2 separate regions of the Homo sapiens genome follow, and region 1 is linked to region 2. Evidence: read pairs that join two places in POLR2A ChIA-PET (ENCODE). Cell type or tissue: Panc1. All regions are shown on one strand. Each heading gives the region's core, and the rest is flanking DNA. Links, peaks and the distances in the headings are about the cores only.

What was found. ChIA-PET counts read pairs that join two places held together with the same protein. Peaks named below come from ENCODE experiments on the same cell type or tissue, not always from the same donor. Only the 100,000 strongest peaks of a DNase experiment are listed, where the experiment ranks them.
Region 1: POLR2A ChIA-PET joins it to region 2 with 5 read pairs; 2 of 35 experiments call an interaction of 5 or more read pairs at or near these places.

The regions. Positions count from the first base shown.
Region 1 is chr10:29,122,250-29,127,634 of GRCh38, reverse strand. No RefSeq gene overlaps it. Among named protein-coding and RNA genes, the nearest start is that of LYZL1, 160 kb to the left of the region's middle. In Panc1, for the core only: no CTCF peak of the experiment used is centred there; no DNase peak of the experiment used is centred there.
Region 2 is chr10:29,245,935-29,251,319 of GRCh38, reverse strand. No RefSeq gene overlaps it. Among named protein-coding and RNA genes, the nearest start is that of LYZL1, 40 kb to the left of the region's middle. In Panc1, for the core only: no CTCF peak of the experiment used is centred there; no DNase peak of the experiment used is centred there; H3K27ac peaks cover 668 bases.

The DNA of each region.
Region 1 (5,385 bases), core at 138-5,137, 120 kb after region 2:
TGGGAAGAGTTAGCTTTCTTTTATTCCTTTGTTATGAATAAATAATATGTTTATGAAATATATGTTGTTTAGAAAAGGATCTACGTAATTAAATTTACTGCTGCTATTCTCTTAACAGGATAACAAGCTGGTGAAACAAAAAATACCATTATGCAACTCCAGATCACATGAGAGACACAGAATATTTTTCTACAGTGAAGTATCTAAAAATGTTACCTCTCTGTTAGAATTAAAACTTTTGTGTCTCTCTGAGTCCATCTGAAAGGCAGACAAAATCAATTAGCAACCCTTTCACCCTCTGGCAAAAGAGGAATTTCTGCAAGAATGCCTTCCAGAAGCTATCGGTTGTTTGGTTATTGGCTGTTTGGCTGTGTGTAGGCTTAGACACAACTTTTGGGCTTCCCTGGCGGACAGGAACTGGCTCCATCCTGTCTCTCCTCTACCTTTGTCGGCTCAGTTCTCCACCCCTGGGGCCAGGACCACTGCTCGTCCCTATTTGGGGTCAGCTGTCAGAAGACAGATCTGTTTAATATTTAGCTTTGAAGGAAATTGGCTGAATCAAAGATGAAAGGGGTCAGCTCCAAGTGATGGGGAAAAACAAAAACAAGTCTCAAGTGTTTCAACATTTCCATAGAAAAGTAAAACGATAAAGTCAATGTAGGTGAAAGAGATAGAGAAAAAATGGAAAGAGAGAGAGAGCTGGAGAAGAGAAAGAGAGAGGGAGAGACAGAGATTGAGAGAGGGAGACAGAGAGACAGGGAGACACAGAGAAAAACAGATCTCCAAATTCCCAAATATCATGTCGAGCTGCAAGACTGGCCGTTATTTCCAATGAATAAACAATTCATTGTAATTAAACAGATCTCATTTTATTATTCTCATGTGTGCTTGGATGCAGGCATAAAGTTCAGAAACACAAGTGATTCTCAGCTCTTCAATGACAGTCCTAGAACAGAGCTTCTCAACTTTAACACACATACTAACCACCAGGGAACCTTGTCAAAATGCAGATTCTGAATCAGTGGGTCTGGAGTGGAACCTGCAATTCTGCATTTCCACCAGGACCCCAGCTACTCCTCCTGCAGCTCTTCTGCCAGGGGACCATCTAGATACATTGTTTTCCTAAACAGCAAATGCATTTAGAGACTGCTTGTATGCGAGGACTTGTTTTAAAGTCATCCTCAGAATAAGGTGAAGAAGTAGACCATAAAGCTACATACATGACAATACTATGACGGGAAGGAAAGTGGGGTTTTTTTGTTATTTTATTTTATTATTTTCTTTTTGAGACGGAGTCTCATTCTGTCGCCAGGCTGGAGTGCAGTGGCACGATCTCGGCTCACTGCAACCTCTGCCTCCTGGGTTCAAGCAATTCTCCTGCCTCAGCCTCCCTAGTAGCTGGGATTACAGGCACCACCACCATGCCCAGCTAATTTTTGTATTTTTAGTAGAGACGAGGTTTCCCCATGTTGGCCAGGCTGGTCTCGAACTCCTGACCTCGGGTGATCTGCCTGCCTTGGCCTCCCAAAGTGCTGGGATTACAGGCATAAGCTACCATGCCCAGCCCTATTTTTTTTTTTTAAACGAAGGTGCCAGGCACAATGGCTCACACCTGTAATTCTAGCACTTTAGGAGGGTGAGGCTGGAGAATTGCTTGAGCTCAGGAATTGAAGACCAGTCTGGGAAGCACAGAGAGACCTCATTTCTACTAAAAATTTAAAAAATTAGCTGGGGGTCGTGGCACGCGCCTATAGCACCAGCTACTTGGGAGGATCGCTTGAGCTTGAGAGATTGAGGTTGCAGTGAGCTATGATTGTCCCATTGCACTCCAGCCTGGGCAACAGAGGGAGACCCCTGTCTTAAAAAAAAAAGAAAGAAAGAAGAAAGAAAGAAAGAAAGAAAGAAAGAAAGAAAGAAAGAAAGAAAGAAAGAAAGAAAGAAAGAAAAGAAAAAATAAATATTTTTCAAAAAAGTTTTGGGGCAATATTTTATGCAGCAATAGATAGTGAATACAATCGCTTGAGGTATTTTAAGATATGTGGAAAATAGGCCGGGCGTGGTGGCTCATTCCTGTAATCCCAGCACTTTGGGAGGCTGAGACAGGTGGATCACAAGGTCAGGAGATCGAGACCATCCTGGCTAACACGGTGAAACTCCGTCTCTACTAAAAATACAAAAAATTAGCCGGGCGTGGTGGCAGGCGACTGTAGTCCAAGCTACTCGGGAGGCTGAGCCAGGAGAATGGCGTGAACCCGGGAGGTGGAGCTTGCAGTGAGCCAAGATCCCGCCACTGCACTCCAGCCTGGGCGACAGAGAAGACTCGTCTAAAAAAAAAAAAAAAAAAAAGATCTGTGGAAAATAGAAAGGACTTGTCTTACTAGACAATCTGCCCCGTGCCAGTAACGACTGCTGGATGATGGAGGTTTACGTGCCTGTGGCCCTGGGAGGGTCACCTGCCCTCTTAGATGCCTTTTATCCTGCCCAATGCCTCCTTGAGCAAAGGCCCATCTCCTGGCTCCTGATCCCCATGATATTTTAGTGCCCGGGGAGATTTTTATCAGATTTGAGCTGCAGTGTCATATTTTCTGACTCTCGGTTCTGTTATTTCCAACAGGTCATCTGCCTGGTAAACAACCATGTGCCGGAATAACTGGAAGAACCAACATTTGTATCATATCTGACAGCTTTATTTATTTTCCAAATGTTTATTTGGAAACTTCTAGGTCTTTGGAGAGAACTGAGGTAACTGGCTAAGGTCACTCATTAAGGGAAAGGGAGATTTAAAACAGAACCAGGTATTCAGCCTCTGAGTCCTAACTCAGCAATGATAGGAATAAATGATTCACGGGCTAAGAATAAATAATTCATTGTAATTAAACAGATATTATTGACATTAGTCTGCCTGAAATTATAGTGAGAATTAAAATTAGTACAACTCATTTTATGTTTTTAAAAAGTTATCATTTCAGCGGTTACCAATTTAAATTGCTCCACCTCAGATATATGAAATTAACACAATTTTACTACAGGTCTAAAGGAGTTCTGGGTTGCCTGTTTATGTCATTCTGATCTTCTTTTCATTCACCGTTAATTCTTTTCTTGAAATTACATTTATTATAAGTCAGAAGTCAGGCTTTTTTTTTTTTTTTTTTTTTTTTTTGAGAAAGGTTCTCATTCGGTCTCCCAGGCTGGAGTGCAGTGGTGCAATCATAGCTTACTGCAGCCTCAAACTCCTGGGCTCAAGCAGTCCTCTTACCTCAACCTCTTTTATAGGAAAAAGCCACCACACTTGGCTAATTTTTCTAATTTTATTTTTTGTAAAGATGAGGTCTTACTATGTTGCCCAGGCTGGTCTCGAACTCCTGGTTTCAAGAAATCCTCCCACCTCAGCCTCTCAAAATAATGGAATTTCAGGCATTGGGGCACTGTGCCTGGCCAGGCAGGCTGCTTTCTAAGTACTTTACATATCAAAACTTGTTTAATTCTCATTAAAACTCCATGAGGTGGATTTAATTGTTTTCTCAATTTTATATACAGAGAAACTGAAGCACAAAGAAGTTAATTGACTCATCTCCTTATCAGTAATCTATTGCTACATAACAAACCAACCATATTTAGTGGGTTAAAACTATTGCGGCAGGGTGCGTTGGCTCACGCCTGTAATCCCAGCACTTTGGGAGGCTGAGGCGGGTGGATCACAAGGTCAAGAGATCGAGACCATCCTGACCAACATGGTGAAACCCCGTCTCTACTAAAAATACAAAAAATTAGCTGGACGTGGTGGCGGGCGCCTGTAGTCCCAGCTACTCGGGAGGCTGAGGCAGAAGAATTGCTTGAACCTGGGAGGCAGAGGTTGCAGTGAGCCAAGATTGTGCCACTGCACTCCAGCCTGACAACAGAGCAAGACTCCATCTCAAAAAAAAAAAAATTGCAATTGTTTCTTTTTCTCTCTCATCTACAATTTTGGCAAAGATCCACAGGAATCATTTGTACCTGCTTTCTGTGGTATCAAGACGAGCAGCTCATCTGGGGGCTAGAGGACCCACTTTCAAGATGTTTGACATGGCCGGTAAGTTGGTTTCTAATCTCCTGGGAGCTAGGGACCTCAGTTCTCTCTGTGTCAGCTTTTCGTCTACGGGAAGTTGAGCTTCCTCATAGTGTGGTGGCTGGATTCTCAGAAAGAGTGTTCTCAGAGGACCAGGTGGAAGTGCATAGCACTTTTATGACCTAGACTCAGAAATCACAAATTGGTGGAAGCTGTCACAAAGGCCAGCCTAGATTCAAAGACAGAAAAAATTGTCTCCATCTCTTGTTGGGAGAGTGGCAAGGTTCTAGAAGATTCTACAAGAGCATGCAGAATAGAAAATATTGCTGTGGCCATTTTTTGAAAAAGACATTTTTTGAAAAATCTGCCACACACTGCTAATTGAGATAGGGTGTATTCAAACTCAAGTAATCTCACTTCAGAGTCTATGCTAATCACACCCTAATACTCACTCCTCCTCTGATGCTTCTCCTGTGAGAGAAGAGTGGACACTCATCACTTCTCTAGTCCATAGCAGAGGGCTTTCTTATTGAGAGTTACAGAGATTTTGATCTCTGACTGAGAAAGGTATAGCTGTCTTCCTTTCAATTCCAAAAGTAAACAAAATAAAAATTTTAAAGTCCTTTTGAAAATAAAAACTTTGCAGGATCACCAGGCGCGGTGGCTCACACCTGTAATTCCAGCACTTTGGGACACCAAGGCAGGAGGATTTCTTGAGCCCAGGAGTTCAAGCCCAGCTTGGGTGTCTCTATTTAAATAAATAAAACACAAAACAAAACTGCGCAGGAGTGTTCTCACTCTTTAGTACACATCACAATCACCCAAGGAGGCTGCGGAAAATGTAGGTTGCTGCTTCCACTGCAGAGATTTTAATTCATAAGATTTGGGGGTTGATGACCAGATGCAACGGCTCACGCCTATAATCCCAGCACTTTGGGAGGCTAAGGTGGGAGGATTGTTTAAGCCCAGGAGTTCAAGACCAGCCTGGGTAACATAGCAAGACCCTATCTCTACAAAAAAAGTTTTTTAATTAGCTGGATGTGGTGTTGCATGCCTGTAGTCATAGCTACTCAGGAGGCTAAGGAGGGAGGATTTCTTGAGCCAGGGAGTTTGAGGCTGCAGTGAGCCGTGATTGCACTACTGCACTCCAGCCTGGGTGACAGAGTGAGAGACTCTGTCTCAAAAAGTAATAATAATAAGAAGAAGATTTGAGGCTAAAGCCCAGTAATCTGCATTTTTCTTCAGCATCCTGATATATTATGATGCAGATGATTAGCACCATGCTTTGAGAAGTGACTTCGACATTTTCCATTCTTTTTGGCTAGCCAGCAACTTTAAAC
Region 2 (5,385 bases), core at 309-5,308:
TATGTTTGAAAAATCTAGTAATAATTTTTAAAAGCCAGCATATGTGGATTCCCATTTTGACCTTGACACTTTTCGAATAGGTGATACAAGGCTGCCCATTCCACCTCTTGGCTTCCTCAATTATAAAATCAGGATATTGATGGTCATCACTGTTTGAGGATATAATGGGGTGAGGAATAAAACTCCTTTGTTAACTCTAAAGTACTACACAAATGTAAGTTGTTTACTGATTAAAGCAGAACATATATTAATCAAATACCTGATGCAACAGCTTATAAGTGGCTCAACTGGGTCTAACACTGCTCCCCCAAATGGGAGTTTTCCAACATGGAACTTCACGAGGAACCCTGCCTCTGCAGGCAGCTTTGGACATTTGCAGAGGGTGTAGTGACATAGACTTTAGTCCAGGTTTCCATTCAGGGGCATGACTGGTGTGGAAGGAAGGACAGAGGAGGAGGCTTGGCTGCAGCTCCTTGGCAGACAGAGAGGGTCTCTTTTCTTTTGCTATTGATTTCAGGGCATCCAATGCTAGCAACTTGCTTTTTTATTTTCAGCGGGGACCATGAAAGCTTGATGAGAGTGGGGATAAGAACCGAGCCTTCCTTGTCGCCCCTTCTTGGGGGATGATGACTGGGGCTGATGCTGGAGGGTGCCTGGGATCACTTTTTGCATCACTCTGGACCAGATGGCCCTTGGCCTTTGGGTGTGTCCAGTGTCACTGTGCTGTGCTGTGTGGGAGGACAGGCTGCCTAATTCACCACGTGCACCACATTGGACAAACCAGTGTTCCTGCCCAGGTTGCATGTCCTAAGCCAGAGAATGGGCCATTAACATTTGTCTCATAGGATGGTTGGTGAATCAAGTGAGATCATGACAACATATCATGTTGTTTAGGATGTGGTAGGTGTCACAGTGAATGGAAAAATCTCAGCCTCATAAACATTTTTGAAAGCCACTTGCAGGGTTAATGCTCAGCCAAGTTGGGAGGAGGGGAAACTTACCCTGTTGGCTCACTTTAGAGCACCCTTCTCCCAAGTTCAAATACAAAGGGCTTTTAATTAGGCTTCTTCCTTTCCACGCATTCCAACCTCTCCCTCCCTTTCCTCCCTCCTCTCAAAAGCTGCTTGGAACTAGCTGTCCCACTAAAACAAGTCCATCTGCTCATTTTTCCCTTTTACTAGGGACACTTTCATGTTACTGGGACCACAAAGTAAGCCCCCAAAATGAAATGATATTTGAGACCTGTGGTTGTCTGTTTTGCATGGTTATAAAGGAATACCTGAGGCTTGGTAATTTATAAAGACAAGAGGTTTATTTGGCTCATAGGTCTGGAGGCCGTATGGTATCGGCATCTGCTCAGCTTCCAGTGAAGCCTCAGGAAGCTTTTACTCATGGTAGAAGGGAAGCAGGTGTGTCACATAGTGAGAGAGGGAGCAAGAGAGAGGAGGAGGTGCCAGAATATTTTTAACAATCATATTTCATGTGAACTAACAGAGCAAGAACTCACTCATTACCATGGAGTGCACCAAGCCATTCATGAGGGATCTGCCCCCACCCCATGACCCAAACACCTCCCACCAGGCCCCTCCTCCAACACTGGGGATCACATTTCAACATAAGCTTTGCGGGGACAACCATTCAAACTATATCAAGACCTGTGGGACCCATCAATGGAGAGGGGACCTGGCATCCAACCCCACGCAGAGGAACACAGCGTAGGTCAAGATGTGAACAGAGACGGACAGATGGGCAATCCTAAACATGCATTCAACTGACCCGAGATGCATTTTGTATTTCTCTTGTCTTGCTGGATCCTTGTACAGCTTTGAAGCTATGTCCACATTGCATTCATCTCTTTTGTCTTCAAAAGCTCAAAGTAGAAAGAGATTTTCACTGGTGAAACATCACTATGGCTCCAGACATAAACTCACGGATCCTGCTGTGAAATGACTTTTCTCATTAAGGGCCATTCACTGAAATAATTAGAGCAGAGAATCCAATATTTGGGTTTCTATGACTTTCTCCCTTGTGAACTGTCACATGCTGAAATTTTAAAGACAGATCTCCCTTTGTGACAGGCGTCCTTTACTGACCTATTTGGGGTCACATATTTGGAATCCAGGTCCCACCTACGTCAATGGAAATCCTGTGGGCAGAGAGCGGGAGGGCGTTCTGACACACCCACACCAGCCTCAAGCCTTCAAAGCACAGGGCTGAGCTAGGAAGAGGGATTTTATTGTTTGTGTCTTTGGAAGTATGCTCTTTGGTTTAACTAGTAAGAATGGCTAGACCTTTTTTGCTATTCATTTTCATACTAAAATTTGTTTAAAATATCCAAACTTGAAACATAAATATTTATATTTAAAAAGGCATTTATTTCACAATTTCTAGACTTCTGGAATGTCAGACCAATTGATAGCTAAAATCGACTCCCCTGCCTTGTTTTTATTTGAGTTGGAGTCTTGCTCTGTCGCCCAGGCTGGCATGCAGTGGTGTGATCTCGGCTCACTGCAACCTCCATCTCCCGGGTTCAAGCGACCCTCCTGCTTCAGCCTCCTGAGTAGCTGGGACTACAGGCGCAGGCCACCACACCCAGCTAATTTTTGTATTTTTAGTAGAGACGGGGTTTCCCCATGTTGGCCAGGCTGGTCTCGAACTCCTGACCTCAGGTGATCTGCATGCCTCAGCTTCCCAAAGTGCTGGGATTACAGGCATGAGCCACTGCACCCAGCCACCCTGCCTTGTTTTTAAAGAGTGTGAGGGTGGGAGGGGAGATTGCTCTTTTGCACCATACCTGAGAGTCACCTATCTTTGAGCAGAAAGTCTCTGAGACTTACCTATGCATGTACATATAGAAAAATACACATTGAATAAGACATCCTGCAAACAATGACCAACTTTTGGCTCTTATTTTGTTTGTATCTTTCCCACCACAAGTTTGCCTTTCTACCAAGTGCTGGAACATCTGTGATTAATTTCCAGGGAGCCCTGTATTTAAGATAAGAGGAGAAAGCTTCAACTAAACATTTCCAAGCTTCTAGTAGGTCATCCATATTTGTTTTTTAATCAATGCATCCTTTATTTAAAGCTTTTAGATTCAATGTATTAAATTTTTTTGTGCCTCAGTTTCTTCTGTAACTTGGAGCAAGCTAAATGACCCTCCTTTGTAGCCTCAAAAAGAACTTCAGGTAAATAAAGTTTTTACTTGACATTAAGGACAAAATAAAGAGAAAATACTTATTTTTGTGCAAATAAGTTGGAAGAGACCCTCCATCTAATTAACTTTGTATTTTGAGAGCACGTTTCAACCTGGTATTCTTTTTTTTTTTTTTTGGAGATGGAGTCTCCCCCTGTCGCCCCAGCTGGATTTCAATGGCGCAATCTTGGCTCACTGCAACCTTGGCCTCCTGAGTTCAAGAGATTCTCCTGCCTCAACCTCCTGAGTAGCTGAGATTACAGGCGTGCGCCACCACGCCTGGCTAATTTTTGTATTTTTTTTAGTAGAGACGGGGTTTCACCATCAACCTAGTATTCTTTAAACAATGCAACACATTACTTTGCATACTGATTTTGCAGGCTCTTGGTAGATGTTAAAGATTTAAATTCCACATTACCATATTTACTAGTGATGTGGTATCTTGGAGAGGGTTTTGTGCTCTGGTAAGATGATTCGTTTGGAAAAGATGACTGCTGGGGCTCCATGCTGTGAACTTCTGTAGTATTTTATCTGAACCTCTCCTATTGCAGTTAGGACATTCTATTCTGTGATATTTTTCTTGAATATCACAACTCTGCTTTTGAAAGCAAGTTTCATATCAGACTAGTCTTTGTTTCCTCCCAGCATACATTTCTTGTCTTAGAGTGTAGTCTAAAAAAAAAAGTTTGAGAGAAAGAAAAGACAATTATTGTGTACTTTTCAAGTCAAATAAATATTTTTCTATCTACATTTTAAAACAATTATCACAAATATCTTTATGAAGGTCTCCAGCTACTTATGACACTTCTTTTCTTCAGAAGCTAAATAATATGATATAAAGAAAGACACAGAAATAGTGGAACAATTTAGAAATTGCTGTAGTCAGTATTTAAATATATTCACTGACGTGAGATATGAGAAATGCAGAAAAGAAAAATGGTTTTGGAACAGTTAGTCTACCAGTAATGAGGAAAACAGACTTCATACTCTATCCCTATAAAAAATAAGGAGACATGTACAAGAATGCCCCCAAACTGGAAATAACCCAAATGTCCATCAGCAGTGAAGTGGAGAAATCAATTGTGGTGTATCCACACGACAGAATGCTGTTCAGTAAAAGAGAATAGCCCACTGATAGACAAAACAACACAGACTGTGACATAATACTGAGTGAAAGAAACCAGACACGACAGAGAACATATACAGTCAAAATGTATGTACGGTGATAGACATCAGGAAAACTGTTTTCTCGGAAGAGGGGCAGGTATAATGAGGAAGCAGCATGATAGAGCCCTAGGGTGCTGGAAATGTTATACATATATAATATATACCACGCTCCAGCCTGGGCAACATAGCAAGACCCCATCTCTAAATTTATACACACATATATATAATAAATATATCTATATATTATATTATTTTAGATATTTATATTATAAATATTATAGTAATATATTTATAAATGTAAGTAAATATAAATATATTTATATTTAATTGTTCATGATGTATATGTTTATATATTTATATATGGTTATTTATATAATATATACTTATATTTATTATTATATATTTAGAGACAGGTTCTTGCTATGTTACCAAACTGTAGTGCCATGGTGTAATCATAGCTCACTGCAGCCTCAAATTCTTGGACTCAAGTAACCCTTCCATTTCAGCTTCCTGAGCAACTGGGACTAGAGACACATATCACCACACTTGACTAACTTTTTAAATTTTTTGTAGAGATGGGATCTTGCTGTGTTGCCCAGGCTTGTCTTGAACTCCTGGCCTTAACTGATCCTCCCACCTTAGCCTCTCAAAGTGCTGGAATCACAAATGTGAGGCACCATGTCTGGCTGGAATGTTTTATATTTTGATCTGGGTGACCTTCATATGTGTAGAAATTTATCAAACTCTACTTTTAAGATTTATTTTAAAGGTATGCATATATAAAATAATTTATTTATAAGTATATAAAATATATTTACTATTTCAATATACAATATTTTAAGTGTAACTATATTTTATACATTTATAAATACATAAGTAAATTTATTTATAAATATATAAAGATGCATATATAATGGTAAACACATAAAATAAATACATAAAATAACTCAAATTCTAAAATTTTTTGTAAAAACTACTACTATTTATTACGTGTTTACTGTGTAACAGGCAAAGTGCTAAGT